Regions from separate parts of the Homo sapiens genome. Here region 2 is linked to region 1. A link is an interaction called in ENCODE POLR2A ChIA-PET data of the cell type or tissue named here. Cell type or tissue: Panc1. All regions are shown on one strand. Links, peaks and the distances in the headings refer to the core of each region. The heading gives the core; the rest is flanking DNA.

Region 1 (13,872 bases), core at 1-5,000:
CTCTGGGGCTGTTAGGTGAGAATTCTCCCTGTCAGTGTCCAGCTGTTTGCTAGAAGCGATGATCCAGTCCTTGCCAAGGTGTAGAAGGAATGCAGGATTTGGCTTCAGCTCAGATCTTTTTTGGATATACCATTTACCAACAGGGACCTTTGGCAAGTTGTTTGAATCCTCCAAGCCTCAGTTCTCTTCTCTGTAAAATGGGAATTATCATAATTTTGGCCTCCCATGAGTAGTGACAGAATCAAATTAGAAATTTACTGGAAAATGCTCTGTAATCTTAGAAGACTCATGTGATGTTGGCTATCATTAGTAAAGGACTTTGGGGTTGAAATCAGATCTACATTCAGATCTCAGATCCGCTACTTTCTAGCTTTGTGACCTGGGGCAGTGTGGAAGTTTTATGATCCTCAATTTCCTCATCTACTAAGTGGAAGTCATACTACCTGTCTCAGAGTGTTACAAGAAGTCAACATAGTATATAACCAGGCCCATGTTGCAGAGTGGGTGCCCAGTGACTACTAGCTACAATTATTCATAGAAGTAATAGGAACGATATGACCAGAAGGAGCTCACCATAGAAAGCAAACCAGGTTCACATGCATCTTATTTTCCACAGCTATAGCCCCCCATGCTGTACTCACTCAATAAATATTTGCTGATTGATTGAGGATAATTGATCCTGGACTCCTGTGCCAACATTCCTTGAAAAGCTGGGAACTGCCTGGCCCTGGGCCTTTCCTAACAGAGATGGAACAGCCTGGCATAGAGTCTCTCTCCCCTTCTTTCACCCCTGATTAGGTCAGATATTTGCTTCCCTTAAAGCTCATAAAGTGCTATTTCATTAAATTGTGTCTTCAGTTATGCAAAAACAGGGTCATGCCAAGGCTATTTTACTGCAAAGAAAGCAGAGAACCATAGAAGATATATTTTTAGAACATGACAATAGAAGTCATACTCCAGTTCTGCCTTGAATTAAAAGAAAATCATTGAGCACACGCCTAATTCTTTAAGCCAGCTTAAAAGAAGAATCTTCCTAGAGCTGAGTTTGGAGGAAACCAGACTATGGGTTCATGTCTTCTTGGACACTCCATGCCCCTAAGCAATTTCACCCCTTTTTGCAGGTGGGAGCCAGGACTCAAGAGGAAAATTGAGCGTATGCCTCTGGAATCACTAGCACTTCTCCCTACATTCCTTAATTTGCTTACTTAATGAACATCTATTGAGCACCTACCTAGGCACTAGGGCTAAAGTTATTAACTAGGACCATGTTTTACTCCCAGGAAGCTCACAGTCTCATGGGAGGAGGAGACCCTTGAGCTGCATTGAGAGCAAAAGTGCACGTGGCACAGAAGTAGGGAAGGAGCATTCATTCCAGAGAGAGGGAACAGCATGCACAAACTCAGGAGAGGCGAGGGCAGTGTAGTGGGTTCTGGGTAGTATAATTACTCAGGAATGATTGGAGCTGGGGAGGAAGACTAGAGGAAGTGAGAGACAGGCCAGACCAATCCCATTCATTGGGCATCTGTAGGTCATACACGTGACATTTGACTTTACATTGAGAACCACTGAGGATGCTAGGAGATGACAGGATTGGATCCATCCATTCAATGAATGTTTTCCAAGCATAGGGCACTGTCTGATGGGGTCCGTGAAGAGGCACATCTGGTGCTGCCTGGACTTGTCCTTAGGAAATGCAGCATCTCATTAGGAAGTGAGGGCTTGGGGGAGTGCCAGACACTTATACAGGTTTACCAGCGAAAGGGAAGGAGCCCACAGAGGGAGAAGCTAAGCAGATGGAGAGACAAGGCCACTGAAGGAGCAGGGTCCTGGGGATAGGCAGGGGTGAGATCAAGGATATGAGGAGAGGGTCTGTGGGGTCAGAGAAATGGATATTTTGCCTTTGAGGTCCAAGATGTGGGTTTGGCAGAAGGAACAGAGCTCAGGAGACTAAGTGCTGCAGAGGGAGAAATTTGGGTAATCAGTGGTGGATCCGGTGAAGAGCGAAGGCGGGACCAGGAAACAGTCATTGTCTCATTCAACAAACAAGACAAATGCTCACGGATCACCACATGGGGACCAGGGACAATTAGGAACCAGATTGCCATGGTTCCCACCCCCAGGAGCTCAAGGTCTCCTGCCATCCCTGCTTGCCCCTCCCATGTCTTCTTGTTGGAATCTCCTTGTACTCATCTTTAGGGCCCGTCTGAAATGTCCCCTCCTCGGGAAACATTCCCCCTTACTCTCAACAGGAATGCTTCCTCTCTCCTCTGGCCCCATGGTTCTTGGTCTCTGTGTCTCTCTTGTGTTTATGTACATTTCTTACCCTTCTTCTTACTGAACTATGAGAGTAGAGATAGCTTTTATCTCCCATGGAACCCATATATACTAGGTGCTCAATAAAGCTTTGTTGAATGGATGAATGCATGAGTGAATGAATGGATTTTACGAATCCAGATCATTCTCTCTGCTGGAAGTAACCTTTTCCCTCCCCTATTTCTAAGCTAAGCTCCACCCTTTCATCCCACTGTGGCCTGTCCCAGTGCTGACTGCTGTGTCACATGCTTGTCATGGGCCCTCTGCACTTGGGTGAGGTCATGGGTTCTGGCAGGATGCCATAGCTGCAGGTCAGAACTCACTCTGTCAATTTAACCCAGGTACTAGCAGAACTCGGGGTGCTTGTCTAGGCTCTCCAAAGGCTGCAGAGACCTGCATGCATACAGGATGCTGGGGCACCTGTCAGGCCTTCCTCGCTCTTGGTCTGACCTTGCTCTGCTCTAGCCCTCATGTGGCATAGCAGTCCTACCAGTGGGCATTGTCCTCCCTGCTGTGGCCTCACCTAGTGCTGACAGTGGCTCCACACACCCACAGAGTAAATGCTAGCACCCTTGACTGATGCCAGGGCCTTCTTCGTGTTGGTCCCCACCTTCTGCTTCCATCTTGTTTTCCATTATGCACCCCTACACCTGACAAAAATTCAATAGCCATGCCCTGGATAAATCTTTATTGAATGTTTTCTGTGTGCCTGGCTTAAGGTTACGTGCTGGGATTTCCAAAGTAGAAGACAGTCTACTGTCAGTGAGCTCACAGTCCAGTGGGCTGTAGGGGTGGGGCTGGAAGCAGGCAGTGACAGCACCCCATAGTTAGTGCTATCGGGGAGGAAGCCCAGGTTGCTCTGGGAGCCTTAAGGAGAAAGTCCAGGGTCAGGCTCAGTTTTCAGGGATGATGACAGGTGAGCCAAGACAAGGACAGAAGGGAGGGGCAGGGAAGGGGATCCCAGGCAGAGGGAGCAGCAAAGGCAAAGTGGGGAGGGGAGTCTGGCTTGGTGTGGTGAGTGTGAGTGGCAGAGGGTTGGAGGGGAAGAAGTCTGGCAAGGCTGGCAGAGGCAAAGCCACAGAAGGTGTCACTATGCCTCCATCCCCACCTGTGGAAATAAACCCCCTCAAGGCCCTCTCGGCTGCTCTCTTCACCAACGAGAGTTCTGTTTCCCTGACCCACATGGTCTCATCTTCCTCAGAATCTCAGTGGCACTTTACATCCCTCTCCTAACCCTTTTCCCTGTGCCAGCTTATTTGCAGCTTCCGTCTGTGCCTGCCCTACACACCTGTACCTGCCTAGAGTAGGGACATGGAGTTTCAATACCCTGCACAAATACTGAGTGAGGATCTAGGTCTTGGTACCGGAGCACAGTGGAGAGTGAGACAGGCGAATTGAAATACCTCAGTCCCCACCCAAATGACCCTGTCCCTCTTTCAGGCTCCCCAGTGAATCATCTGGAGATTGCTCCATAAGCAAGGAATCTATTCAAGAGGAGGACCATCATGTCATGCCCCTTATTGTGTGACTTTTGGCAAACTGTAGAACCTCTCTGATGGGGATAGAAGTAACTCCTCCCTCAGGGCCTTGTCATGAGCAAATGTGATGGCAAATGTGAAGTCTTGGTAAACTTTAGAGCAGCCTCCAAAGTCCAGAAGATTAGGAGTAGGGAAGCCTTTCCACTGCTCCTCACCAGCATACACTTTCCAGGACATGCCTCCACGGCGGAGCGTCTCAGACCAGGCCTCTGCACCAGGATGGGGCTGACCTGTTCAGCGCTCACTACACCTTCCAGCAGCTTGTCCCATCCTCCCATCCTCCTCGACACCTGCCCCCTTTTTTTTTTTTCATTTCTTATAAGTAAGAAGAAGCTTCTAGCACTTCTAGGCGGCCTCATGAGTAAAGCTGTGATTTTCAAGGCTGCAATTTTTCTTCTGATTCTAGAGGATTTACTTCTTGTCGTGTGTGTGTGTGTGTGTGTGTGTGTGTGTGTGTGTGTGTTTTAACCTCTGAGTTGGACTGCATCCAAATTTCAACATCAGAAGAATGGGAAGTTCTTGAACATGTTTAAACTGTGAAGCCCATAGAAGCCAGATCATTCTTTTGTGGAACTACAAAAAAAAAATTTCTTTTTTTTGAGATGGAGTTTCGCATGCAGTGGCACGATCTCAGCTCACTGCAACCTCCGCCTCTTGGGTTCAAGCAATTCTCCTGCCTCAGCCTCCTGAATTGCTGGGACTACAGGCTTTAGCCACCACGCCCAGCTAATTTTTGTACCTTTAGTAGAGATGGGGTTTCACAATGTTGGCCAGGCTGGTCTTGAACTCCTGACCTCAGGTGATCCACCTGCCTCGGACTCCCAAAGCGCTGGGTTTACAGGCATGAGCCACCTCACCCGTCATCTTTTTAAATAACAGTGTATTCAACCTTAAATTAACCTAAATTGTGTTAAATCAGAGACTACTGGATCCTTGTTCTTGCTATGGTTTTAACACATCCCCCAAAAGTTCATGTGTTGGAAACTTAATCCCCAATATGACCATGCTGGGAGGTGGGGCCTACTAAAAAGTGATTGGGCCATGATGGGAAGTCCTCATGGATGGATTAATGTTATCATGAAAGTGTGCTGTTATCCATTGAGTCTGGCCCCTGATGCTTCTCTCTCTGTGTCTCACATGCTTGCTTGCCCTTCTACTCTGTTATAACGCAGCAAGAAGGCCCTCACCAGATGCCATGCAGATGCTGGGGCCATGCCCTTGGACTTCCCTGCTTCCAGAACTGGGGAAATAAATTTATTTTCTTTATAAATTACCCAGTCTCGAGTATTCTGTTATAGCAGCAGAAAACAGACTAAGACAATTCTCATGTAGACAACTCATAGCAGGGGTCAAAGTTTAAGGAAAATGTTGAGACCTCAAGTCCTAAGTGGGGAATATTCTACACTCAATCTTCAGATTGGGAAGGTTGGGGGTGTTTATGTATGTTTATGGGTAGGACTCCGGCTCTAGGAAACAGAATTTGAGAGCTCTGGGTCCCAGAATCAGGCCAAGCCTCAAAAACAATAGCCCTGGGTCATCAGGGCTCTGCTGGACTTCCAGCTCTCCTTCCTGCTGTGCTGCTCCCATGATGACGTTGGCCAGCCTATCCCTCCCACCCCACCCACCACCTCCTGATCATTCTTAGAAAGGGAATGAAGCAGGTAACATTCTTAGAAAGGGAATGATTAGTAACATGGGCTGGAGCAAGACTGCCTGGATTCAACTCCAGCCTCTGTACTTACTAGCTATGCAACCTTGGACAAGCCTTCTGTGCCTCTGTGCTTCAGTTGCCTTATCTGTAAAATGGAGATAGTAACAGCACTGACCTTAATTGTACTGATGAGGATTAACTGAGTTACTACAGGGGTCTACAGATCTTTTCTGTAAAGGGCCAGATAGTAAATATTTTTAGAATCTGCCATTATTCATCCCATGTCTGACAAAAATCGGATAGCCATCCACGGGATAAATCTTTTTTTTTTTTAAGACAAAGTCTTGATCTCTTGCTCTGTCACCCAGGCTGGAGCATAGTGGCACGATCTTGGCTCACTGCAACCTCCGCCTCCCAGGTTCAAGTGATTCTCCCACCTCAGCCTCCCAGGTAGCTGGGACTACAGGCGCCCACCATCATGCCCGGCTAATTTTTGTATTTTTAGTAGAGATGGGGTTTCACCATTTTGGCCAGGCTGGTCTTGAACTCCTGACCTCAAGTGATCCACCCAACTCGACCTCCCAAAATGCTGGGATTACAGGTGTGAGCCACTGTGCCCGGCTGATAAATCTTTACTTAATATTTACTATGTGCCTGGCTCAAGGTTAAGTGCTGGGATTTCCAAAGTAGAAGATAGTCTACTGTCAATGAGCTCACAGTCCAGCAGAGCTGGAAGGGGTGAGTGAGCCTGGTAAGCAGCCAGTGATGGCATCCCATAGTTAGTGCTGCGGAGAAAGAAGCCCAGGTTGCTCTGGGAGCCTCCAAGAGAAGGTCCAGGATCAGGTGCAGCTTTCAGGCCGATGACAGGTGAGCCAAGGAAAAGAGAGAAGGGTGGGGCAGGGAAGGGGGTCCCAGGCAGAGGGAGCAGCAAAAGCAAAGTGGAGAGGGGAGACTGGCTCGGTGTGGTAAGTGTGAGTGGCAGAGTGTTGGAGGGGTAAGGAAAAGCTTCTAGCACTTCTAGGAGGCCTCAGGCTCTGTCACAACTACTCCACTCTGCCATTGTATCATGAAAGCGGCCATAGACAATATGTACATGATAGGCATGTGTTCCAATAAAATGTATTTATAAAAACAAGCAGGGAGCTGGATTTGCCCAGAGGCCTATAGCTCACTGGCCCATGAGTTAATATGTGAAATAAGTACTTGTCATGTAGTAACACTCAACCAATGTTAGCAATTATTATTCATCATGAATCAACTAAATATTTGAGCACCTACTCTGTGCCAGGCCCTGTTCTGAGTGCTGGGGATATAGCCATGAACAACACAGACAAGGTTCCTGCTCTCGGGGAGCTTCCATTCTAGATGGCAGAGACAAAAATAAACAAGGAAACGAGAGAAAATACCAGTTCGTGGTAAGTGCTGTCTTAAAACTAAAGCAGGGACTGTGATAGTGATGTCAGGGTGGAATACGTCACTGCGGTGGCCAGCAAAGGCCTCTTGGAGGATGTAACGTTTAAGCCAAGACTAGCATGATGAGAAGGAGCCAGCTCTGTGGCAACTGCAAGAACAGAAATCCAGGCAGGAAAAAGCAGCTCAGGCTCTTGCTTCTGCTTTTGCCCTTAGCCCAGCTGCAAACCAGAGGCAAGGGTCTGCAATGCTGGGAGGGCCAGGAGGGGAGGGGGACAGCAAAGAGAGGACAGAAAGGAACATCTCTTTGGATCTTGCAACTCTGGGTGCTGCAGAGGCTGTGGGAGGGGGTGTTTCTCCTCATCCTCTTGATCCTTAGCCCATCTCCCAGGATACAATCCTTTTCTTAACATCCCGGCCCTCAACCCAACACCCCTCTCTCCTTTCTCCTCCATTCCCCTCACCGATTGGCTGAAAGCCCTCAGCCTAGGCATGGCAACATCTCTGCTTCGCACATCTGTCTCTGAGTCCCAGGCTTGCTTGAGCCAGTTTACCCATTACTTAAAGCCGGTGGTGCCACCCAGCTGGTGAGTAGGACGATCTGTAGCTGCTTCCTCCTGTACAACGGGTGTTTGGAATTCCATACACAGAGAAAGAGGTGGGTTTCACTGGAGCCACTCCCGGACACAGGTTTGCTTCCGTTGTTCTCCAGTTCAATGTTTCCTAAGCTCTTTTCCGATTGAGAAAGCTTCTCTGTGCATGTAGTTTCTGGCCCCTGCAGATGCTGCAAGCCCCCTCTCTTTCCCGCTCTCCACCCACAATGTGCAGCCTTCTCTTATTAGTTGAACATTCTGGCTCACACAGAATTCTAGAGGATGGCCTAGCCTAGGAACCAGACTACACAGGTGATGTTGCTCCTCTACAGAGAACAAATCCTCAACTCCAACAGCTTCTGGAGCTGGAGCCAGCCTGCTGAGGTTCCTACCACGTTGGTTTCTCACTTGCAGCTTCTACACCTGAGGGACATGTTTCCTGACCTGGTCCCAGCCTCTAGTTATGCCCTTCTGGGTAGCGCTCTGTCCCTCCTTCAATTCTCACTTCCTTTAGACACCTTCCCAGACTGTGTCCCCAACTCGGATGCCCCCTGGTTCCAGCATGTCCCTCAGGATGCGAGCCTCAGCCCTGGTTCCAGGATCTCCCTCCGGATGCGAGCCTCAGAACCAGCTCTGACTGGTGTGTCCTTCTCACCCCAACGTGCCAGGCATAGGGGTCTGAAATGGCACCTCCTCTCTCTGTGTCCCTCACATCTCGGCTGGCTGTGAGAGGGTTTCCAGGGCTACCAGACTCACCAGCGACTGGTGCTGTCAGGCTGGCTGTCATGTGGCATGGTGGATCCCACAGGCGGGTGGGCAGCATGGGGTGGGGTCGGTGTGTCCTCCAGCCCATTTGGGAGGCCTCCACCGCCCCAACTCTTTGTTGTGCCGCGTTGCTATTTTGGTACCCAGGAAGCTGGCCGGAAAAGGGAAAGTCTGACCCCTCTTCCTGTCAACAATGACTTTCTGCTTAGAGCTGACCCTTCTGGGGTGAGTCACCAGGAAGGGCAATCTGCCTCTGCCGAGGGGAGGAGGAACACCAGGAGGGGAGGCTCACTGTCCAGGGTCACCGAGGCTTGTGGCTAGACCAGGGTCTTCCTGCTGAAGAAGGGGCTCAGAATAGTCTGCCTGCTGACCCCCAAAAGTGGAGGTGGCCTCCAAATCCCTCCCCTAACTCCTCCCTGTCCTGCAGTTTCACCTGCAGGTCACACCAGATTGATGTCCTTAAACACAGCTGTGACCATGTCACATCTTGATTATAATCTTCAGAGGCTCTTTGTTGCCTCCAGAATGAAGTCCAAATGCCCTCACTTGGCCCCAACCTCCTCTTCGACCTCCTCACCCCCTGCTCCTTCATGCCTTCTGCTCCACCAGGCTGGCCTCTTTTGCTCCTGCATGTGACACAGCACACACAGCCGTCTCCACACTTCTGCCTTCGCCATGCCCTTCTCCATCATCCCCCTCCTTGGAATGCCTTTTCCTTTCCAGATGCACCATTCCCATTTCCAATCCCACATCACCCTTCCATCTATCCAAAAAATATTTAATGAGCACCTTCTGTGTGCCGAGTCCAGTGCTATGAGCTGAAGTTTCCACCTCCAATGAGCTAGACAAGCACTCATGGGCCTGTCAGGCTTGCAGAAGGTACAGAGACATACTCAGGCACTTGCAATGTAGCACCTGGGAGGGACACCTCACCCACCTCGAGATCACAGAAGGTGGCTGGTGGAGGTCACACCCCTGCTGATTTCCTGGGGAGTGAGTAGGAGGTAGGTGGGTAAGGGAATAAGGGCTGGAAGCTGGCAGCAAAAATGTGTGGACCAGAGGAACCAGAAAGTAGGAAGACCTCAGTCAAGAGTCAGTGCATTCTAGGAACTGAAAGCTGGTCATAAAATTTGGAGTAGAAGGTGTGAGGTGGGTGGTGAGAAGAGGCGGGGAGTGGCCCAGTGGTCCCTCACAGTTTGGTCTTTATCGTAAGAGCCAGGAGAAGCCAGTGAATGGTTTATAGCAGAGGTTCACAGTGTGCAAATTTGCATCTTGGAAAGTCCAGAGTGACTGGAGTGGGGACCACAGATTGGAGGAGGGTGAGCTGCAGGTGGGGAGACTTTACATGGGAACGGTTTATACAGTCTGGGCCAAGGTCATGGTGGCGTGAGTCGTGTTCCCCCTTAGCCTCCAGCCACATTCGCCTTCTTTACATCTCATTTCCCACCTGGGGCCATTGCACTTGCTCTTTCCTCTGCCTGAAACACTGTGTCCCCTGACACTCACATGGCTTGTGCATCCAAATAATCCAAGTTTCTGTCTAGAGTGGACCCTGACCGCCATCACTCTCAATGTGCTTCCCTTGCTTTAATTTTCATCTTGGCATTTATCACTCCCCGACTGATATGTTGTAGGTTGTGCATGTGTTTCTCTATCTCCATCACTAGAATGAGACCTCCCTCAGGGGAGGGGTTTAGTCTGCCTGCTTTGCCTTCACTTTGGAGGTACCTGAGGCATGCCCAGTGTGGACATCTAGTAGACACTGGTGATGGGATGCAACCGGGAGCATCTGACTCACCAGGAAGCACCATAGCTGCACTTGTGGCAGGGAACGGGATGGTGGGGGTGACAGCAGAACTTCAGTCAGAGTGGGAAGAGAAGGGGCCTGGAAGAGAACCCGAGGTCTGCAACACCTCTGCCTCAGGTAGAGGAGAGGAACCCTCAGAGGAGGAAAGAAGGGATGGTCAGAGAGTGGACCTTATACAAGTGCTGCGCTTTGTGCCTCAGATGGGTGCTTTAGGTTGTGTGGTGCAGCACCGAGGTACCAGGGAGTGGAGATTCCTGACAGGAGGAGCGGACCAAGAACATTGCAAGCCTCAGAGAGCTGGAGGCTGCCAAAGCCCCCTGGGGTAGGCCACTGCAGCTTCCAGAGTGTGCAGACAGACTCCAGGCACAGTGGGGAGGAAAAGAGGAGTTTGGCTGAGGAGAGATGGAAGACGGGGAGCGCTGTGGTGAATAATGACCACAGCCTCTTTAACTGCTCTGCTGGCCCCGCTTTGCCAGCAAATTCTCCATGCAGAGTAATATTTTAAAAGCATAAATCAGATCATGTCACTCCCTTGTTCAAAACCATTACTTAGAATAAAATGCAAACTCCCTAAAGTGACAAACAAGGCCCTAGGGGACCTGGCCTTACCTTGTCCTCTGACTTCTTCTCCCCGGAACTGTGTCCTGCTCACTCCACTACTACCCCTCGACTCCTTGCTGGTCCCTAAGCAAGCTGCTCCCTGCCTCAGAGCACTGGCTGGTGCTGCTCACTCTTCCTGGAAGGCCCTCCTGGATATTGTCACCTGGCCCTCCCCTTCACCACATTCAAGCCTCTGTTCAAATGTCACCTCCTCAGAGAGGCTCTTGCTGAGCATCCTAAGATAGAACTCTCCACCCTTTGTCACTTTTCCTTATTTTTTGCGTGGAAGGCAATTATATTTATTATGTATTACATGTTTGTGTATTTGCTGGCTTCCTTCTTGTTCATCTTCCCCACTAAAGTGTGAGCTCCAGGAGGACAGGGGTTTTGTCTGCTTTGTTCACTCTACATTCTTAGCCCACAGAACAGCCCACAGAACAGCACATAGCACACACTGAGCACACAATAAATGTGCTGAATGGATGTTCGACTAATGAACAACAATCTCTAAAGCGAATTCGCAAGGAGTCTGACATGCAATGGCTCAGCACAACAGCTTTGCAAAGGGGCATCCCCATTTTACAGAGGAGCAAGCCTGGACTTGGAGTAGCTGAGTAACTTGGCCACAGGCAGAGCCCGAGCTTACTGGATTGTAGGCCGTGACCACAGACCAGCTCTTCTTACCCAACTGGGGGACCCTTTCAGAGAGGAACAATCTAGGCCCTCCCTCCACCTTCTCCTAGTTTCAGTAGGGAGATGAGAAGACAATGTGGGGAATAAAGAAGTCCAGCGAGGAGCGCTGGGAGGAGAGGAGGAGGAGGAGCCCCAAGGAGCCGGCTGCTGGAGGAGAGGGCGTCTGTCTTGGCTCCTTGCCGAGGCCTGAGGAGAGAGGCTGTCCTTTGAGTAAGAATTACATGCCCTACATCCCAAGCTAAAGGGCACCTTGGATCCCAAAGCCCACTTCTACCTTCAGGGGATGAGCAGAGATTTGCCTCAGGATGGGAGGGCCCTTCCTAAGGAAGCCCTGACCCTCTGGAAACTTCTCCCTCTCCACCTCCCCACCACCCACTGCAAGCTGCTGGGAATTCCCCACTTCCTGGTAGGAACTATAGAGCCCCAGGGGGAGTTTCCTCAGCCCTGGAATTCAGGACACTTTCCTGCTTTTATGATACTGTCTTCACCCTCTGCATACCAACCCCTCCCCAATACAAATTGGTGGCAAGTAGGTGGAGGAAGGAGGGTCCACTGGAGAACCCCCCCTTACCACCCAGCCCAGGAGCAAACAATTTCTCCCCAGGGCTCAGAAGCTGCCTGTGAGCTTCTTGTTTGGGGCTCACACTGAGTTCCCCCTGTCCTTTATTTGAGATGAGTGACTCGTGACACCACAACTGCTGAATCTACAGCCTCCAAAACCATGCTGGGGTCCAATCTCTAGCCCGGGCAGGAGGCATTCTGCTGGTGCATCTCAGTGTGCCCCCACGCTGTCCCGGTAAGTCACTCCAGCCTGGTCCCTGGAGTTCTTGGCCCTGTCTCTGCTTGCTGGAAGTGCCCCTTCCCTGTCCGTTTCCTGGCAGCGTGTAGGAAAGAATGATGGACAACAGGCCAAAGCTGGGAGGTCTTGTTCGGTCAGCCAGCCTCAGGGAGCCCAGCTGGGATGAGCATCAGCTTGCTGGCATCTGGGGTCTAGACAGCAGTCACATGAGTTGTGTGCACTTGTCTAGTCTGAGACACATCCCAGGCCAACTGTTTGCTCATGTGTCCCCAGAGCACCTGCTACTTCCGGGAAGCTCTCTTGTAACTCATTTCAGAAAACACCCAATCTGCCAAGGCTTCGCTACAAGGCACTGGAAGAGAGAAGAATAAAAGAATGGAGAAGACAGAGCTCCTGCCTTCCAGGAGTCTAGAGGCCCATCCTAACAATCATCACTGTGGTTTAAGATGTGCCAGCCTCTGGAATGAGGTGTGGGGACTCAGCGATAAGTAAAACATTTCTCTGAACTTCAGAAATTTAGATTGTAGCTGGGGAGAGAGACATATAAACTGGTAATTCTACTACATGGTGGAATTACCTGAAAAGCCAGGCAGCTCCTCCCTCCAGCCTCAGCTGAGATGTCATCTTCCCACAGGAAGTCTTCCCTGACCCTCGTCTGGGTAGACGTCCTTCAAGCATCACAGCATATACCACTAAGCTGTGCCATTGCCTGGCAGCCTAGCAGAAACTCCCATTCCCCCATCACCAAAACATGAACACTCTGAAGGCAGGGACTGGCCTTCTGTCTTTGTGTCCTCAGCGTCTCACACAACTAAACATATTTATAGATAAGTGTTACATGAACGATTTCTAAACAGTTGACTGCAATACAAGGCTGACAATATATGCTAAATAGAGATTTGACAACATGCTGGCTTTGTTGTAGAGAAAGGGCTGATTAATTTTGAACTATGAGGATAAAAAAGGCACCAAAGAGAAGGTGTGATTGCGGCTAAGCCCTATGGGATGCACAGGCTCTTGCCAGCCAGAGAAACAGGAGGAGAGCATGAGTCAGGAAAGTACATGCTTTGTTACAGCTAACATACAAAAGCCCACAGGGACTGGCGCATAGGACATGGAGGGAGGAGATGTAGGTGGTCAGGCGAGGAGGAGTCTTGGTATCGTGCTAAGCAAGGAGTGTCGTCTTTGTTCTGTAGACACAGAGACCCTCTGAGAAGTTTCCATGACAGGAGTCATCTAAACTGACCCGCATTTTGCAGAGGCTCTGCTGACGGCTGTGGGAAGGGTGTATTTTGGAGAGTTTATTTCTAGGAGTGTCCTCTCTTTGTCCTCTCTCCCCTGGAAGGGGGAGCTGGGGAAAGTTGGAGGGAAAGGGTGGAGCAGATAAATCAGTTAAGAAGCAATGTAATGTTAGGAGACTGGTGGCAATAACATGAATCAGAACAGGTACAGTGGGAATAAATAGAAAGAGGCAGAGTTGGTGACATGAGAGTGAGACTGAATTATCTACACAGAGTGGCTGGGAGGACATGAGAGAGGAGCAGGCTCCAGGAGTGGGGGAAGGGGAGGAGGCGTTCCATTCTGGGCTGCCATCAGCATGGGAGTAGAGGACGAATCTTAGATTTTCTCAATCCTGATTCATCTTGATAACAAGCTATGTGAGGACTTTGAGGAACCCATTTTGTTCAAAGCTTACACAAGTG
Region 2 (11,436 bases), core at 5,965-10,964, 390 kb before region 1:
TTAAAAGCAGTAAAAGTTAAAGCTGGTGTTAAAAGAACTATGTCCAAAGCTTAGTTCCAGGAGTTACTGGTGTAGCAAATATCTTTGCTGTCTGTCTCTCATTTTCTTCCTTTGGAACCCAGGGGGAAATTGCCACCTATTTCCCAAGGCTGTTACAAGAAGTAAATTGACCTAGAATATGCTAAGCAGCTACAGCAGTGCCTGGCTGTTGGCAGACACTCAATGAGTATAGCTGAATGAGATTCTTTGTAGCTTATAATCTAACAATGACACATATTAACATGTTGCAGATATACTGATTTTTAACAACTGAGCATAATACAGGTGAAAATATTAGTGCTTGTTTTTTTATCATTGTGTTTTAACAATCAGGTGATAAGACCTGAGGGCAAGGCAGGATCCCCGCACAATAACCTAGATAAGAGCACAGACTCTGAGCCACACAGCCTTGGTCAAATCCACTTACCAGCTTTAGGCCCTGAGGAAAGTCACTTAGCCTCTCTATGCCTGTTCCTTCATCTGTAGAATGATGGGGTGGTTGTGAGGATTATGAGAGTTAATGTATGCAAAGCATTTAGAACAGTGACTGGTATACAGTAAGTGCTATGGAAGCATCCCCTTCCCCTACCTGCTGTCTTTCTGATCCCTTCAGATACTTATAAATGCCAAGAAGAGGTTTGGATAACATTCCATGCTTTGGGTTTTGTTTTGGTTTGTTTTTTGTTTGTTTTGTTTTGTTTTTGCTTGTTTTGTTTTTTGTTTTTTGAGACAGAGTTTCACTCTTGTTGCCCAGGCTGGAGTGCAATGGCGCAATCTCTGCTCACCGCAACCTCCACCTCCTGGATTCAAGTGATTCTCCTGCCTCAGCCTCCTGAGTAGCTGGGATTACAGGCGTGCACCACCACACCCGGCTAATTTTGTATTTTTAGTAGAGGCAGGGTTTCACCATGTTGGTCAGGCTGGTCTTGAACTCCTGACCTCAGGTGATCCCCCTGCCTCAGCCTCCCAAAGTGCTGGGTATACAGGCGTGAGCCACTGTGCCCAGCACTTTGGTATTTTTGTGTTGCACGTTTTATCTCCCCTATGATATCTAAGCAACTCGAGGGCATGATTCTATCTGATTTTGCCTACACAGGGCTCACCTAAAATAAATGCTCAAAAACTGTGGAATCCATGAAGAAACCAATGAACATCCTGGGGGGTCCAGCTCTGAGGGGCACCCAGGGCTGTGTGTTCCCCCACCCCATGGCTAAGCTCCTTCACTGCTCTGAGCTCCCACATTTCCTGGCTGCAGAAGTCCCAAGAAGAGTATGTGTGCTCTGAAGAGGCCAACAGAGGCTGTAGCAGTCCAGCTGCTGCTCCCCACAACCCTTTGGCCAGTCCATTTACACTTAAGACCACAGATTTCGCCTGAGAGGCTGACAGACTAAGGGCTCAAAAGCACCTGGGCATTATGATGTAAGGAAAAGCCCCCTCCTTCCTGGCCCCCATCTGAAAGTCCACCATCTTTTTCTAGGCACCCTCTGGGGCACACTAAACCATTAGCTAAGAGACTTTCTGCAGCTCAGGGTAGGAAAAGGTGATCTGAGCCCTAAGGAACTAGGATGGGGAGGAGGGAAAGAGGCCAGCTTCTGGGGCCTTGGGAAGAGGAATTTTTGTCTCTCTTCTCCAGGACCCTGGCAGTTAGGGTCTGGCTCACAGAATATCAGAGGGAAAGGAGCCTCAGAAATTCTCAGTCCCCAAGCCTCCTAGGGAAGTGACCGGCAATGGCAGACAATGCTGTTCTCACATCTGTTCCAGGCTCATTCCTCACTCCTGTCTTCCCACACTCTCCCTAAACACTTGTGTTGATGTTCAACATATGAGCCATCCTTCCGGGAGGCCACGTGGCACGGCTGCCCAAGCTTGAGCTTTGGGAACAATCAGACCTGATTTCAAATGTGGACTCTGCCAATTACTGTCTATGTGATGCTGGCCAAGTTCCTCAACCTCCCTGAGCTTTAACTTCCAGTATTACTAATGTTACTATTTCAATTTGGCTAATTTCAAATATTGCCAAAATTGATGTGAGCTAATTATGTTAAGTCTCCACAATGCCTAGCACATAGTAAGTGTTCAGCAAATTATGATTGGGGCATACAGTGTCAAGTCTAGACATACTGTACACTCCCCCTTTTCCTCTGTTTTTATCTAACTGAAAGCCAGTCAGTCTCAACATGGCATCAGGCAGCCCAGGATGAGGGTGAGAAAGCTGGAGGGCAGGCCATCCTCTTGTTTGGGCAACCTGATAGAGGAAGGCCAAAGAGTTACAGGCTGAGTTTTCAACTGCACCTCATGTCTGGATGCATGTGCAAAGGCATTTGCCAAGCAGGCTGAGCCATTCTTATGCCATGAACCCATCCCCTCTGAATTAGCTGTCTCCCCTGGTCCCATTCCCTACTTGCTTTTCTCCAGCAAAGACTCTGGGGGTCTGAGTAGAAGGGTTGGATGCTTGATTGGGGAAAGATACACAAGAAACATCATAAGACTTATAATAGTAATGATCAATAACAACAAACTTTTGAGGGCCAACTCTATGCCTGGCACATTGTGTGCCCATGACTTCACTTCATTATCAACAACCCTAAAAAAGAGGTGCTTTTATTATCCCCATCTTATAGATGAAGAAACTGAGGCTCAGAGAGATCCAAAAACTTGTGCAAGATTGCATGGTTCATAAGGAGGGAAATAGGATTTGAAATTAGTCTAATTCCAGGGCTTACCTACCATAAGCCCAATACCTTAGTAGGTGCCTTACATCATTTCTAATCCTCACAACAATGTTATGAGTTGGGTAGTCCCTTTTTACCATTAAGAAAACAAAGTTGGAGAGGATACATAACCTGCCCCTGGTCATGCAGTTAAGTGACTTGTGGAAAGTCATGCAGCTGGTAGCTGTGGAGCCAGGGTCTGAATCCAAAGTTTGTGTGTTTCTTCCATTCCACTCTACTCCAGTGCCTCCAGTCCAGCAGAGCTTGGAAGGGGGGCTCAGAAGGGAAGGAAAAACAATCCTTATAAGAACCTTGTACATGGTCGGCACTTTCCCATAAGGTGTCTCATTTAATCCTCACAACTACTCCATCAACAGGGTATACTTAGCCCCAAGAAGAAAACCCAGGCTCAGAGAGTAAAGTGACTTGCCCAAGATCACACAGTTAGTAAGCAGGAAACTCAGGATTCATACTGACTACTGGTTTCCAAGGACTTGTTATTTCTACTGGGGTGCACCTTCTACAACACCCCATCTGCTGGTTTTGCAGTTTTGCTTTGCTCCCAGTCCAAGATCCATTTTCTGCCTGCTCCATGCTCCAGGAGACAAATCTCTGTGCATAGTATCACAGGGCTCTCCTGTCTTCTGTCTTCCAGTTTGGGTTAGATTAACAGGAAGCTTTGGCAGGAGATCAAAGGCAGGAGACAGGTCAGGATGTTTCTTCTGCTCCCTCCTTCCCTGCCTTGCTTTAATTCTACGACTACAACTCCTTCTGGGCAGCCCCCTTGCATGGCTCCAACACTTTCTGGGTCCTGAGGACTCCATTCTTCCATGCATCTCCTCAGGTTGAGAGTAGGAAGAGCTTCCTGTTGTTGCTGGTCCCTACCTGTCTCAGCATTCCTTGTTGATTCCCTTAACCTTGCCGTACTTCTGCAAATGGTTCCCTCATGCAATTACCTTCATAATCCCAGTTGAGGATCCTTCTGTTTCCTGCTGGGACCTGACCAAGCCTCCTAATGTTCATCTGAGGCCGCTCCTTTTGGAGCTACTTGGAAGGAAGGCCAATGGCTTCTTTGCTGATCAAACAGGTTCAGGTCTTTCCCAAACTAATTAGCAGATAGACAGGACAGTGGCCAGGGACTGGAGGCTGGCTCTTGATGCTGTCCCTGCCTCCGTCCATCTGGAATTACAGTTTGGAGCAGCTCAGCCTCTCCAAGTCCAATGCCCTATCTTTTTTTTTTGTTTTTTTCCAATTGATGCAACTCAGTAATTTTTATTGCAACTGGAAGACAATGCATCACAGAAACTTTATGGTGGGTCTGTGGAAGAGTGTTATTTACAAGAAATGATGAAATAGTTTGTCTTTGGCAATATGATTACATACAAAGAATGCAAAATGCAGGTATGGATGCCTTCCAAGCAACACCATCAAGTCCCTAGAGTTCGGCTGATGGCACCTGCCTCCACGTTTTTTCTTTAGGTTCACACGATCATAACTGAACATCACGTTCTTTCTCCTTTATGGTTCTCCCTTTCTATTCATGATATTGGCAGTTTCACAAAGAAAATACAGAAAAAAAATTGGCTTTTGAAAAATTATTACTCTCATAAATTAATTTGGCCGTGTAGGTCTATTGGCCAGCCAAGGTCAGACGACCCTAAGCATCAACAGTAAACCTCTTGGTCTTCTGATTGCTTTATCACTTTTTTTTTCTGTAAAACAAAACAAAACTGGGAAATGTTACAGAATCAGAGTATTAAAAAATATACAAGTGTATATGCTTCCCAGACACACATGGATACATTTTTCCTCCACATTTTCACCATGGCAGTATAAAGTAGTGAGTGTGAATGACACAGCATGAAACTGGTTACTGAATCAGCTATGAGCTCAGATGGCCTCAACATACATACTTAAGAAATGTTGCATGTTTAAATAACTGAGAGTGTGCTAAATCTCATCCAAAAAAAAGGAGGAGAGGGGCTGGGGAACTCAGGCCACAGTCATGAAAGGATGAATACAATTTCTAGGTTTAACAGGTTCACCATATTGAAGTCTTTGATAATCCAATATGGAATATCAATTATTTTGCAAAAGGTAGAGAAAGCAGTTCTCAACTTTTGCAAATGAAATACAATGGAAAAACACTGTTGTATATATTCCAAATAAATAGTCTTGATTTCATCACTAACAAAACAACAGGAAGGGTACTCGTGAGCATCTCACAGTTAAGTCAGAAATGATCATTCACACAGGTCTGATTTCAGAAGTACAACAGCAAGATGCAGCACCATAGACACATCGGTTTCGGCTGTTAAAAGATGGATCATTTTAAAAACTGCGTTTTCCTTACTTAATTTTTGGTCAGTGAAGCTAGCAGTTGTTTGCTGAACTGTGGAAGAACTGCAAGGTCACACACATTATTCATGATAAAGCAACTGAGCTGACATGTCTGTGCTTAATTCAGAATAACCATTAGTGGGAGGCTGAGGCAGGAGAATGGCGTTAACCCGGGAGGCAGAGCTTTCAGTGAGCTGAGATTGCGCCACTGCACTCCAGCCTGGGCGACAGAGAGAGAGAAAAAAAAAAATAGAATAACCAGTAGGAGAGAGAGAAAATACAAGGAGTTAACGACCATCGCCGGTGCTCTCTCAAAGGAAGAGGGGTTAACAGATGAATTTACAAAGGTATGCAGATCTATACAGAACACTGAATGCCATGTGTAAATCCTCATGAAACTCCAGAAACGGGAACACCACACAATGTATATACTTTGATTTACACATTCCGTTACAAAGGAAAAAAAGACACCATTACAACTTTGTAACTGTGTTAACTGCAATATAAACCAAGTCCAGAGTTTGGCAGGTAACTAAAAGAGGGTTATCACCTAGGTTATATGGCGAAAGTGTTGATGTATATTACATATAGTAGCATAATTAATAAAAAAGTATTATTTAAATTAGATCACAGTGCTGCATTATGTGCATAACAGTGTTTGATATAGTATTGGTGGGCTGGGACCTGCAACACTAAGGACTTAACTGTCAACACTGGGAAGTCATAATCAAGAGGAAACACAGAGTTCCATGTTTTCTTTTGGTGGCAAAAAAAATCCTGAAGATTAAAGAAAAGTACTTCTCTACAGAAACATAAAAATCAGTTGCAACATCTGGGCAGCTGTGATCCACCAGAAAGAAACGAGTCCCAACCTGAATTAAAGGGAAAGAGAAATCACATGGAATTTAATCCAATCTCATCTAGAAAAGCTTCCCATTGGTCGGGCGCGGTGGCTCACGCCTTTAATCCCAGCACTTTCGGAGGCCGAGGCGGGCGGATCACGAGGTCAGGAAATCGAGACCATCCTGGCTAACAAGGTGAAACCCTGTCTCTACTAAAAATACAAAAAATTAGCTGGGCGTGGTGGCGGGCGCCTGTAGTCCCAGCTACTCAGGAGGCTGAGGCAGGAGAATGGCGTGAACTCGGGGAGCGGAGCTTGCAGTGAGCCGAGATCACACCACTGCACTCCAGCCTGGGAGACAGAGCGAGACTCTGTATAAAAAAAAAAAAAAAGAAAAGAAAAAAAAAGAAAAGCTTCCCATAAATTGGAGTCACTTGTACGTAACTCCAATTCCTTCTCCAGGAGCCCTTCTAGGAGAGGTGCAAGGCCCCCCACACAGTGGAATGAGTGGAACCTGCGTCAGTAGCCCTTGGCCGGGGCAGTCCTGGCGTGGTGCAGGACTCGGAGCTGGGCACAGAAGGCGTCCACCTGGTTCTCACTCTACAGAGCCCACTACCTGATGCTGTCCCTCAGGCAGGAGCCTCCTTCAACACAACGGCCCCTCCCAGAAGTCTCTGTGGTAGTAACTGCTGTGGCCAGCGAGCACCAGACACATTGAATGCCTCTGCAAAACAAAACAAAACTCCATTCTTGGGAAAGGCCTCTGGCACATTCCTTCTTAAAAACTCCCAAGATTGAGACCTGCCACAATCGTTTTGGCCATGGTTTTCTCCAACCACCAGTGATATGGGTTTGGTTCATTTTAGTTTCAGATAGCTGGCTTCACCAAAGAACTCTTGAAAGAATACTGATTAGAGAGGAGCAGGGAAGTAGGAGCTTGTGGTATATTATAAAGCTGGGAAAAATCTATGATGCAAACCCTTTCCACATAGCACTAGATAAAGGTAAAAGACAATTATAATAGAATAAAAATAACTGTCTATGTGTATATCATTTAAGAAAAAAAGAGTGACTGTCTCTTTCTCTTAAATGTGTCCGAGGGCCAACAGCAAGTAATCGTAGATGTCGTGGTGTTGATGTGTTCACGGTTGGTTTCCAAAGCATCTTTAAATATTGCTACAGTTCCCCGTTTCCCCCTCCCCCCTGCCTCGTGTGAGTATGTGAGATACTGAATGACACATGAACTGCCACTTCTCCCAGCAGGAGAAATGAAAGCAAAAACACCACACCTCTTAGTGGTGTTCAGGTGATCTGTCAGACTAATGGATACATATGCTAGTTTGGAAGCTGAAAGAACACCTGACGTTTGGGAAGGAATTCCAAGACTCAGGTGAATGGCACTTAAGCAAAATATTCTTTCACAAATAGGCTTGTGCTTAAATTATCTACTGCTCTTGGAGAAGAGAATAAGAATAAGAGAGGGTGCCTCCTGCCCCTTAGCTTGTTAAGGACGCGGACAACCTCATTCTGCAATGAATTCACTACAAACAGCCACATACACATCGATACTTTTTGTTTTTGTTTTCAACAATCAAAATACAAAGTTAAACACAATTGAGCCATTGTTTTGGTTATGCATAATGTGCATGCCTCCAAAAACAGAAGAAAAATAGGAAGAAGTACCCTCACTAAAGGTTCCCTGACAAGTCTTCCGGCAGATCCAATGAAGGGAGACTCAGGAAAATCACAATTAGAAAGCCACCCAATGAGGTATTTATGCAAAAAGAGTGGTTCTGGAGTTAAGAACACACTTTTATATTTCTCTGTTTCTCAAAGAGATCAGAAAAGTAAATCACATAAATTGCATTTTATTATTTTTTAAAAGAGCCTCTGCCTCTTTAGAAAAATGAAATGAGGGGAGACAGCCCACAGTGGGGATTTAAATTGGAAGAAGTCCTCGGCCAGAAACAGTCCCGAATGTTTAACCTCTGCCTTTCAGGAGAGAGGTCTGAATTTTATCATGTGGGGGGTGGGATGAAGGTGGGGGACTGAGCTGGAGGTCTTTAGGCTTGGTCAGGTGACAACACAAATCAAGGTGTCGCTCAGGCTCCACAGCTGTGGATGGCTTTCAGGGTGTCAGATGTCTGGGAAGATGGAGGGAACATAGCACTGCAAAGATACTTTATTCCCATCTACACCCTGAACAAATATGCTGGAAGTATTCAGTTTCAGGTCATGAATTCGACCTGCTGTAGAGGAGTAGGTTTTTTCAGGTTCTGTCATCAGCAACCCACCAATGCCCCATCTTTAATAGGTGAGGTTCCAATAAAGGTTCTGTCTGCTCCCTTCCAGCCCTGACAGCCCAGGCCTATAAGCTGACACCCAGAGAAGGTAAAGAACTTGCTGTCCCTGCACAGTGAGGCAATGGTGTGAGTACTTGAACTTCTGCATCTTAAATCAGTTACTGCTTCTCTGCTTTACCCTGGAGTGTTTCCTTTACAGCTCAATAAATATTTCATCAGTGGTGACTCAGTATAATCACCATCCCCCATGCCATCCCAGGCAGCTTACAACCTAGAGACTGTCACTGCTCTTTGACATATTCTGTCACTTTGCCTCCCCAGGTCACCATCCTCTCACTCGCCTCTGACTTTTCGCACAGGAGAGAGCTGGTCGAATAGTACAATTCCCCGATGTGAATGGGGAGAAGCTGGGGAAAGGAAGAATGATCTTCAGGCAGTAAGGGTAAGAGGAGCCACTTTTCCCATCTGAGTAAATACCGAGAGAAGATGAATGTGAGGCTCTTGGAGATTAGCTGTCTGCTGGGAGAGAAACACCTTCATTGATTAAATACAAAATCTGTTCTGGAAAACATGGTCGTTGGAATAGTTCTTAGCAGATCCTTGCACCGGGCTTGTAAAAGCTAAACAGCCTTCTGCTCCCAACCTATCCCTCCCACTTGGGGGATTTGGAGAAAGGGCTAGGGAGAGAGAGAGGAAGAAGTGGTGCCCAGGATGCCACAGGGAGAGGAGAATGAGCTAAAGGTAGAGAGTGTGAGGATATGGTCAGAGGGTTATGCCCCTGACAGTCTTGGGCTGGCAAATGCAAGGACCTTTGGGGGACAGTGCAGGGGCTGACGAGGCAGGCTTGAGGATGCTCTGGTCACGTGGATACTAGGGCCAGAGTCCTCTTGGCTCAGGCACTGTGTAAGGAAAGAAATGTAACTTCCTTATTGCCTGTCCACTCTCCCTCAAAACAAACACTCTTTTCTGTTTAAATAGTAGGAGACCACCCTCTCCGCAGGAGATAGCTAAAAAAGAAAAAATAAATATATAATAGGAGACAATATCTTGAGAAGGTGGAAATGAGACCCTCCCCCGCCCCAGGGGAAAGTGATAGGAAAGCTCAGCTAGAAAGCTCCCGAGAGAAAGTGATAGAAAACAGCCTGGACCAGGGCCAGAGAGGAGCAGGAGGAGAGAAGATCCATCAGTGTTCGTGTCCTAGTGGGAAAGGAGGAATGTACTGACAGCTGGGATGTGATGGCAGACTGGTCTAAGGGTAGGGCCTGCGGGGAGAAGCTGCTAGCAGAGGGCATATGGGGTGAAGGGAATAGGGGGAGCAGAGCTTCAGGTAAAGGAGGAAGAGGTACTGTTTCTCCATTTCCCTCTGGGCTTTTGCTATTTAATTGAGTAATTCCTGGCCCCAGGGCAACTCTGAGAATTTCTCTGGCTTGCAGTAGAGTTGTCACTTTATTACCTTCAGATTCTGTTTGGAGTTTTTCCTTCTGAATTTCCTCAAATGGCCCAGCTTTGCCTTGCCATTTTGGTGGGTTTTATTTTCTCTGCCATCTAATGTCCCAGGGGTCTCCAGACAAGCACACCTTTCTGAAAGCCTCTGGGGGGTGCCTTTCTCTGAAAGCCTGGGCCAGGCCTGGGAAGACTCACCCACAGGCTGAGATTTGAGACCTTGTCCCCCACCCCTATGACCTTCCTAAAACACAAAACTCCCAGGCAGTGTCTGAAATGCCTCGACATGAAGGGAGCTAATAGTAATTTCTCAGAAGAACATAGGCTCTTCTTTAGTCCTTGGATTTAAAGCGCAGATTCCAAGGAGGATAAATTGTCTTGCCAGGCTGGGTAAATCTGTTGTCAGGCAGCTTTTCTCCACTAAAAAAGAGATTAATCTGATTACACCTATAGTCACCTGGAACTGTTCCATCTCTGAAATCTTTTTTTTTTTTTTTTTACAACTTCTTGTCCAACAGACACCTCTAAAATCTTAATTTTAAATATACCACCCTCAGGATATAAATCTGTTCATTCAGCTTTTCCCCAAACCTGTCATTCTTCCTCAAGACCTTCAGCCCTAGACCTCTCTGAGTCTACCAGTTCCTCCTGATGTCCCTTCCTTTCCTGCCTGGGTCCCTACTCAATGGTTGACCATTTGACCTAACCTTCACCAGCCCCTTGTATTCTGACTCTGTGTTAGTTTTCTGGGGCTGCCATAACAAAGTACCACAAGTTCAAGGGCTTAAAACAATGGGAAATGTATTCTCTCATAGTTCCAGAAGCCAAAAGTCCAAAATGAAGGTGTTGGTGGGGCCATGCTCTCTGTGACGGCACTGGGGGAGAACTCTTCCTTACCTGTTCCCGCTGCTGGTGGCTCCTGGCCTTCCTTGGCTTGTGGCAGCACAGCTCCAATCTCTGCTTCCTTCTTCACATGGCCTTCCTCCCTGTGTGTCTGTGTCCTTTCCTGTCTCTTATAATGACACCTATCATTGGATTTAGGACCCACCCTAATTCAGTATGATCTCATTTCACATCTGCAAAGACCCTGTTTCCAAATGAGGTCACATTTCAAGGTTCTGGGTAGACATGAATTTTGGGGAGACACTATTCAACCCGCTGTAGCCCCATTTTTCCTTCTATTGCGTTCCAAATTCCCCAAGCTTAGCTCAGGCCCACAGTTGGGCATCTATCTTCCTTTTGGCCTTGGGGCAGCTGAGCTCTGTTCTTGGCTCCTCCTGCTCTTTGCTGGTTTCAGTGCTTCTCAGCAAGAGTGCCTCCTACAGCCTCTTCTTTCTTTTCCCTCGGGAAGTAGCACCCCAGAGATGGCTGAGGTCTGGGGCAGGAACTCCTCCAAATTCAAACCTTAAGGCCAGGCACAGTGGCTCATACCTATAATCCCAGCAATTTGGGAGGCCAAGGCAGGAGGATCCCTTGAGCCCAGGAGTTTGAGACCAGCCTGAGTGACATGGTGAAACCCCATCTCTACAAAGAATACAAAAATTAGCTGGGCATGGTGGCTAATTTTTGTATTCTTGGCGCACCTGTGGTCCCAGCTAGTCAGGAGGCTGAGGTGTGAGGATTGCTTGAGCCAGGAGGCAGAGGTTGCAGTGAGCCAAGATCGTGTCACTGCACCCCAGCCTGGGCAACAGAGTGAGACCCTGTCTCAAAAAAAAAAAAAAAAATCCCATCTTAAGACCCCTACAGATGTACCATTAGT

What was found. Peaks named below come from ENCODE experiments on the same cell type or tissue, not always from the same donor. Only the 100,000 strongest peaks of a DNase experiment are listed, where the experiment ranks them.
Region 2: POLR2A ChIA-PET joins it to region 1 with 16 read pairs; 1 of 35 experiments calls an interaction of 5 or more read pairs at or near these places.

Annotation. Positions count from the first base shown.
Region 1 is chr1:109,890,599-109,904,470 of GRCh38, reverse strand. All of the region lies in intron 4 of LINC01768 (long intergenic non-protein coding RNA 1768), which reads right to left. Among named protein-coding and RNA genes, the nearest start is that of CSF1, 13 kb to the left of the region's middle. In Panc1, for the core only: no CTCF peak of the experiment used is centred there; a DNase peak (open chromatin) is centred at 2,602; H3K27ac peaks cover 3,670 bases.
Region 2 is chr1:110,289,627-110,301,062 of GRCh38, reverse strand. RBM15-AS1 (RBM15 antisense RNA 1) reads left to right here. Exons shown (of 4, transcript NR_036595.1): 3 at 8,556-8,676. Among named protein-coding and RNA genes, the nearest start is that of RBM15-AS1, 44 kb to the left of the region's middle. RefSeq lists a silencer at 6,364-6,522. In Panc1, for the core only: no CTCF peak of the experiment used is centred there; a DNase peak (open chromatin) is centred at 8,422; H3K27ac peaks cover 225 bases.